Linked DNA regions of Mus musculus: region 2 is linked to region 1. Evidence: chromatin loops called from intact Hi-C (ENCODE). Cell type or tissue: heart. All regions are shown on one strand.

What was found. Hi-C counts contacts between places; a loop is a spot of excess contacts. Peaks named below come from ENCODE experiments on the same cell type or tissue, not always from the same donor. Only the 100,000 strongest peaks of a DNase experiment are listed, where the experiment ranks them.
Region 2: it touches region 1 in a loop (2.4-fold over the local background); 2 of 42 quality-filtered maps call a loop at or near these places.

What each region holds. Positions count from the first base shown.
Region 1 is chr9:114,929,148-114,933,147 of GRCm38, reverse strand. The region is part of intron 1 of Gpd1l (glycerol-3-phosphate dehydrogenase 1-like); the gene reads left to right. Among named protein-coding and RNA genes, the nearest start is that of Gpd1l, 2.8 kb to the left of the region's middle. In heart, a CTCF peak has its summit at 2,497 (motif pointing right); a DNase peak (open chromatin) is centred at 2,317; H3K4me3 peaks cover 525 bases; H3K27ac peaks cover 347 bases.
Region 2 is chr9:114,729,554-114,733,553 of GRCm38, reverse strand. Cmtm6 (CKLF-like MARVEL transmembrane domain containing 6) reads right to left here and starts at 2,351. Exons shown (of 4, transcript NM_026036.3): 1 at 2,181-2,351. The coding sequence starts at 2,318. In heart, a CTCF peak has its summit at 2,356 (motif pointing right); DNase peaks (open chromatin) are centred at 2,403 and 3,373; H3K4me3 peaks cover 2,831 bases; H3K27ac peaks cover 1,904 bases.

The DNA of each region.
Region 1 (4,000 bases):
AGAGAAAACAAGCCCCCAACCGGGACGTGAGGGTCCCAGGGAAAGGTGTTTGCAGAGCTTCGCGTCACCACTGGGCTGTATTTTCTGACTTAACTTGTAAAGTGCTTGGTGCTTAGAGGGCTTTGAAGCTCCTCCAGTAGTTTGCATACCTTGGTGGCCCTTAACGCAGGAGAAGTTGGGGGTCTCCGTGAGAAGGAGGCAGAGTATGGTGCGTTCCAGACTTTTCCCGCGGCCCAGGGGTGGAACAGTTGAAGGCCATTCTCGTGGCTTCTGTCCCCTTCTGTTTTCCTGTGGTCTGACGCACACCACAGTTCAGGCTGCTAGAAGCGGTACTGTTCTGGAGTCGTCGGAGCCACCTGACTGGTCTTTGAAAACTTGGCTCTGAAAGGACTTTTGGAGGAAACCTTAGCTGGCTGGACCGGTGGCCTCTCCCCGGCCTCCTATTGCTGGCCTCTACCCTTGCGTTGGCCTCAGTCCTTTACCTGGTGCCTGGCATATACTAAATAAAAAAATTTTTTTTCTTTGAGGCAGGTTTTACTTTAGCTCTGGCCTGATAGTTGCTGGGTAGACCAAGCGATCTACTCTCAGATTTGATTGCTGCTATTAAAGACGATGCAAGGGCCACATTGCCCAGCCCACTCCCCCCCCCCCCCTTTGGTTATGGAGATCGAACCTCTTGAGTAATAATGAATGCTCTGTCGTGGAGGAGACTCCTTACATCACCCACACTCAAATTACGTAAAACTACTCTGTTGCTAAGTTAATACTCTGGTGCTGTTGTAGATCAGACCCTGGGGCCTTGCTTCTAGGAAGCAACTCCACTCCCAGCCAGACTGCCATGTGTTTTGGTTTTTTGAGGCAGGGTTTCTCTTAGCCTTGGCTGTCCTGGAACTCACTTTGTAGACCAGGCTGGCCTCGAACTCAGAAATCTGCCTGCCTCTGCCTCCCAAGTGCTGGGATTAAAGGCGTGTACCACCAGTGCCTGGCTCTGCCATGTGTTTTAAAAGCCAAGAGTTGTAGTAACACCTGCCTGGAATTCCAGTCCTTGACGGGGCAGACAGAGGAATCAGAAATTTAAAGTCATGCTTTTTATTTTTATTACAGTTTATTTTTTTTAAAGATTTTTTTTAAATGTTCTTTTATATATATGAGTACACTGTAGCTGTCTTCGGACACACCAGAAGAGGGCATCAGTTCCCATTACAGATGGTTGTGAGCCACCATGTGGTTGCTGGGAATTGAACTCAGCACCTCTGGAAGAGCAGTCAGTGCTCTTACCGGCTGAGCCCTCTCTCCAGCCCCAGTTTGTTTAATTTTTATTTGTATGGATATGAGTTTTTGCCTGTGTATATCTGTAAGTGCTTGTGCCTGGTCCCTGCAGAGCTCAGAGGAGGGCAGAGAATTTCCTGGAACTGAGTTACAGATGGGTGTGAACCGCTGTGCGTGCAGGTGCTGGGAAAGAGGATCTCTGGGAGAGCAACACGTGCCCCTAACCACTGAGCCATCTCCCCAGCCCCTGTTTTATTTCATTTTTGAGATTAGGTCTTGGTACTTGCTATGTAGACCAGGCTGGCCTTGAACTCACAGATCTTCCAGCCTCTGCTTCCTGAGTGCTGGGATTAAAGGCATGTGCCACCACACCCTATATATTTTAATATATCCCGTAGAGTCCATTCCCTTTTTTTTTTTTTTTTTGTGTGTTTGTGTGTCAGAGGACAACTTTCGGGAGTTCTGTAAACTCTGGGGATCTAACTCAGATCATCAGGATTCTACCTGCTGCCCCACTATGTGCTTTTAGTGTGTTACCTGAGGCAACAGCAGAAAGCTCTGTGCCCTATCAAATAGGACTCCTGTCCTTCAGAGCCTTACGGAGACCTTCAAGTTGGCTTTACCACTTACAACATCAAGGTCACTGGAAAGAAACATCAGCTGCCTTGCTGGCTCTGCCACTGGACAAGCACCCACTATGCACATTATGTTGTTGTTTTGAGACTGGGTCCCATTTAGCCCAAGTTGGCCTTGTCTCAGTTGAGGCTGGTTTTGAACTCCTCCTCCCCGGGCCTCCAACCCCCTGGTGCTAGGTTCACAGACAGCCTTTTCCTCTTCCGTGCAGCTCCACAGAGGGCAGCCCTTCTGCCAGTTTGTCAGGTGCAGGCAGAAGTGGCCCAGCTCTGCCACGCTAGACTGAGCTGGAACAAGGGCTGTCAAGAGAACTTCTCTGGCCTTTCATGGAGGCCTGGCTGCTAGCCTGAAGCATCTTCATTCTGATGTACTTGGCTGCATTCTTGGTCCGATCGGGCTCAGGGAGCGAGTAGAACTTGGCCTGTGGCACAGCGATTGAGAAATGTTTGGAAGGTTTGGGCTGGCTGCCTGCCTCCATTACGGGATCATTGCTGGCTTTGGACCATCACCTTCAGTACAGAGTCACTCCAGTCCTAGACAGAGGATCCCCACTTCCGGAGACTGAAAACACCAGGGAGGGACCAGAAGGGGGCAGAATGGCTCTGACTGTAATTGCTGTACATGGGGAACTGAGACAGGAGGAACACTACAATTAGAGGCTAACCTGGGCTACAGAGTAAGTTCTAGACCAACCAGAATACAATGAAATCCTGTCTCAAAAAAATAGTTGGGGTAGAGATGGAATGTTCAATTCTGGATTGTACGTATGTCAGTGTTTGCCCCTGGTGGGTGCTGTGTTCCTTAGAGTTCCTGCCCTCTTGATTTTTAGGGTACTGTGCTCATTTCTGGAACAGGACTCACTACTAAATGACTCAGGTGTGAGATAAATAAGGGCTTAGAAGATAAGATTCAAAGATACAAACTGTGAACTGGGGTCTGGCATAAGCCTACAGGTTACATTTTAAACAGGGTGGGTTTTTCCCCCTTTTGGGGGGGGGAATGGTCTTTTATAGCCCAGCCTGGCCATGAATTTAATATAAAGGATGACTTAGAACTATTTTAATATATCCCATAGAGTTTTATTTATATAACTTTTAAAAAGAAATTTATGTATTTTGTGGGGGTGGGTGTTTTGTCTGCATGTATATCTGTGTATCACATGTATGTCTGGAGCCCTTGGAGGCCAGAAGCAATCATCAGATCCCCTGGCTGGAGTTACAGACAGTTGTGAGCCACCATGTGGGTGCTGGGAATCAAACCTATGTCCTTTGGAAGATTAGCAGTGTTCTTAACCTCCTGAGTCACTTCTCCAGTCCCAACTTTGAACTTTTTTTTTTCCAGACAGTTTCTCAGTATAGCCCTGGCTGTCCTGGAATTCACTCTGTAGATCAAACTGGTCTTGAACTCAGAAATCCCGCCTGCCTCTGCCTCCCAAGTGCTGGGATTAAAGGCGTGCGCCACCACTGCCCGGCCCAACTTTGAACTTTTGATCCTTTTCCCTCTACTTCCCCAGTGCTGAGATTACAGGGACGCCGCACCACGTTGCAGGACAGGGGGATTTGTTGGTTGTTGCTTTGGTTTTGTGAGACAAGAGTTCACTATGAAGACCAGGCTAGACTTGAACTCAGATTTGCCTGTCCTCCCCGTGTCTGCAGCATGTGGTCCAGAGACCCCTTACACCAGGGTCACCTCTGCAGCTCGTCTTGGTGAGTTGCTCCTTAGAAAAGGGCAGATTTGCCCCCTGATGTGACTTCAGCCTTTTGCTCATTTTCAAACATGAGCCAGCCATTACGTCCATATCTGGTCCCAACCACAGCGGTTTGAATATTTATATAAACAGAGATGCAGTCACTTAGAGCTAAGATGTAGCCATTACCTCTCAGGCCCAAGTGCCTCCTCCAAGCCAATTGATACCAGTGATTGTGAAGGTAGGCTAGGTAAGGTACTCTTGTCCTCCATGTGGGGACTGGGGCTGGGGGTGCGAGGCAACTAGACTGGTGACAGAGAGGCCAGAGGAGTCTTGACCATCCATTGGAACCATGTGTGCAGGCAGGCATACACATACTTGTGCATACACACACACACACACACACACACA
Region 2 (4,000 bases), 200 kb after region 1:
GTCTTAGAAAACCTGCTAATAAGATTCATGGGCCCAGAATAACCGAATCACATACAAACACTGCAAATGCACTTCCCGAGGCTTGAAGGTTCCTTGTTAACACACTATGCCTCTGCTTCTGATTCTGGTGTCTCCACACCCTTGTTTTCTTATCAGAGCTCTGCAATTCTATTAGGCTTTAAATCAACTAAAGACTAGGAGAAGTCTTGCCTACAGCCCTCAGCCTGGCCAAACAGACCTCATCTATAGCTTTCTTGGGACTTTCTTTAGTAACCCTGTAGTATATTTTTATTGTTAATAAGTAAGACTGTATTAAAACAGAAAAAGCAGGAACAAAACGGCAACTATAAAAATGAAAAAGTGGGCAGTGGTGGTAGTACTAGCCTTTAATCCTAGCACTTGGGAGGCAGAGGCAGGCAGAACTCTTGAGTTCAAAGCCGGCCTAGCCTACAGAGTGAGTTTCAAAACAGCCAGCCTGGGGTGGAGGTGGGGTGTATAGGGAGTAAAGTATTTAAAGAAAGCATGCTTTAGCATTACAAGTTCCCCATAACAAACGGATTTCACAGAGTGCTTTGCTCTATTCCCATGATGGCAAATACACACAGAGCAGCTAACGACCTTTTCAAGGCAAACTCATCTCTATGGTTCAACTGCAAAACACCAGCAAAACTTCGGGTTGTGTCCTATTCTGAAGACACAGAGCTAAGGCCTGCTGAACTATAATAATGAGAATTTTTTACTCCGGCTTTAGCATTTCTTATTAGAAAAAGAAATAAAAGCAACTAAAAATAAGAGATTTTGTTCTGCACACCCATGCAGAAGACCAATAGAGATGACTTCCTTGGAGCAAACAGAAATTTCTCTGTTCAAAAGGTTCCATTAGACACATGTGTTTACTGCAGAGAAGGGCAAAAGAGAAGCGCAAAAGAGACACAATCTGGAGCTGTTGCTATAGCACAGTAGGCAGAGCACTTGCCTCGCATGCACAAGGCCCTGGGTTCAATTCTCCGCACCACATAGACCGCACGGTGGAGCACACCTGTAATCCCAGCACTGTGGAGACAGCAGTATCAGGAGTTCAAAGGTCATCCTCTACATTAGTGAGTCTAAAGTTAACTGGACTACATGAGACTTGAGACCCTGTGAAAAAAGAGTGGAAGAGAAGGAATGGAAAGGAGAGGGGGAGGAAGAGAGGAACAAGGGGAGAGAGGGAGAAGGAAAAGAAGGAGGTGGAAGGGTGGGGGCAAAACCACACCCATCTGGGTTAAAGGAACAGGTTCTGCAAATGCGCAAAGACGGGGAACCCAGGTGCCTGCGGAACCTAAAGGTGTCCACTGCAGACATCTTAGGAGGATGTAGGGGGTTACACAAGACCAGATCTACTTATCACTTGTCTCTGAATGATTTCCTCTCATCCCCAAGCTGGCACCTAAAAGCAGCGCCAGTTTTCTAACTGCTGGCTTTCTACTTCAGGAAAGTAGGTCAACTGAGTTCCAAGAATGTAAGTTCTGATTATCGGCGTTTTGAGAATTTTAAATCTTCCCAAGAAAGGCAGTGGGCCACTTTTAGCATAAATGGCTCACAAAACTAAACAAAACCCATAAACATTCTAAACAATTTGGTTTTCCGAAAAGTGTCTTCTTGAAAAACCTTAATACCCATTGGCAGCTGAGACACAGCAGGAGTATCATAATTTAAATAGCAAAGATGACTACAGTTTCACGCCTAGGCGGAAATAAAGAGAAGCAGGTTCAGGTTCTCTCACCCGCACACATGAAGCAGAAAGATGCCCTTTCGACTCTCTCTGCCTTGATCAAACTCACTGTGCAAGTTAAACACATACACAAACTATCCGACATGTTATATTGCCCTAATGGGCCAGCACCCGGAAAACCGCAAAAGCCAGAAAAGATAAACAGAAAGCACTACGTTGTCTGAAACACAAGCATTCTGGGCGATAATGAAAGAATTCTAGCTGAGAGAAGGGAAAAAGGGTTTAAGAGGCTGAGGCCGGGCCACGGGTAGGCGGTGGACGGCAACGCCTCCTTCCCGGGTAGGAAGGGAAGGAACTGGGGTGTGGAAACGGCTGCTTCCCGAACGAGGAGGCCGAGCGAGCGGCAGCCTCGAGGCATCCACCCCAGCCCTCAGCCCACAGGTCCCGGCCGCCGCCGTAGGCTCACCAGCTGCAAGCCTTTGAGGATGCGCCGATGCCAAGGGAGCCTGCCCAGGACGAAGTAGGCGGCCAGGCCGCTGCGCGCACCCCTGCCAGTGCCCGGGGCCGCCTCGGTGGTGGGACTGTAGACCGCTCCGTTCTCCATCGCCCGCAAACACTCGCTCACCCAGCTAAACTCTCGGCCGAGCGGTAGGGGGCGTCACTTCCTGGGACTCCGCCCACGCTTCCGGTCAACTCCGCCCTCCTCACGCCTCGTCACGCCCCCTCGCTTGCTGAGCTCCAGCCCATAGAATTTCTCTCCCTTTGCCACGCCCCCATGGTTTGCCGCGCCTCTTGTTCGCCACACCCCTCTGCCTTTCCTGCTCTCTGGTTAACTCTCGACAGTTTCTTTCTTTTTTTGGGTTTTTATTTTATTTATTTATTTATTTTTGGTTTTTCGAGACAGGGTTTCTCCGTGTAGCCCTGGCTATCCTGGAACTCACTCTGTAGACCAGGCTGGCCTCGAACTCAGAAATCTGCCTGCCTCTGCCTCCCAAGTGCTGGGATTAAAGGCGTTGCGCCACCACTGCCCGGCTAACTCTTGACAGTTTCATGCTTTCGATGGACTTCAGCTTTTTTGTTTTTTGGATTTTTTAAATTACACTTTGATTAATCTATCTATTTTATCTATATTTTTAATCTATCTATCTATCGATCTATCTATCCATCCGTCCATCCACCTATCTAAGAAGGAGCGTTGTGCTGAGGTCAGAAAACTATTCTGAGTCATTTCTTCCTGAGAATTGAATTCATTTTCAGGCTTAGTAACTGGCGCCTTTACCTACTGAGCCACCTCTCCGCCCTGACTTGATCTGTGTCTTTTAGTTTCGTTTCGGTCTGATTTAAAAATAAAAGAAATAAAACCAAGGTTTCACGTGCCCAGACTAGCCTAGAACTATGTACATAGCCAGCACTAGTCTGCAACTAGTGACAATCCTCCTGCCTCTGTCTCTGAAGTGCTGAGATTACAGGCACGTGCTCCTCCTCCCCTCAGCCTGTTTTGTTTTTTTAAAACTGCCAGAGATCACATTGAGGTCCTTCTGTATGCTAACCGCCCTCCTCCCCCGCGCCCGTCCCCGTCTCCCCCCGCCCCGCCCCCCCGCCCCCCCCCCCGTTGAGCTGCACCCCTCCATGCTCCTCCCACAGAGATTTGACTTATTTCTCACGTCTCACTATCTTCCATCTTTCAGATAGTCATCTTCTCATGGGCGGGAGGGGTGCACCCGCGTATGAAGGTGCAGGCTCGCGCGGGTGCAAGTGTGGAGGTCAGAAGTCAACCTTGAGTATGTTCCTCAGGCACCATCTACCCTGTTTTAGGGCAGTGTGTCTCACTGAACCTAGCTTACTAGATAGGTGAGGCTAAAAGGCTAAGAAGACCCAGAGATCAGCGTCCCGCCTTGCCAGCTCCGCCGTTACAAGCACAGGCTACATTGGTCTTTTTATATGGGTTCTAGGAATCGAACTCACATCACCAATGGCAGCCAGCACTTTACCAGCTAAGCTGTCTTCCCTGTTCTTGTTTTTCAGTATCATTGGATGTTTACAGTACAACTGAAAACCAGATCTGGATATTAAGTTTACTGCCCCGTGCCAACCAGAGACAGAAAATCCTTTCTGGCAGGACAGTTAGCAGATTAATGAAAATTTCAAAGGACAATTAACAAAAAGATTAATCAGAGTGTCAGATATTGATATATGACATGAACATACTGACCATGCCAACAGATGAGTGGACAAAAGAAATGCAGAACATTTAGTGGAATTTTACTCAAGTTTATTGTTCTTGTT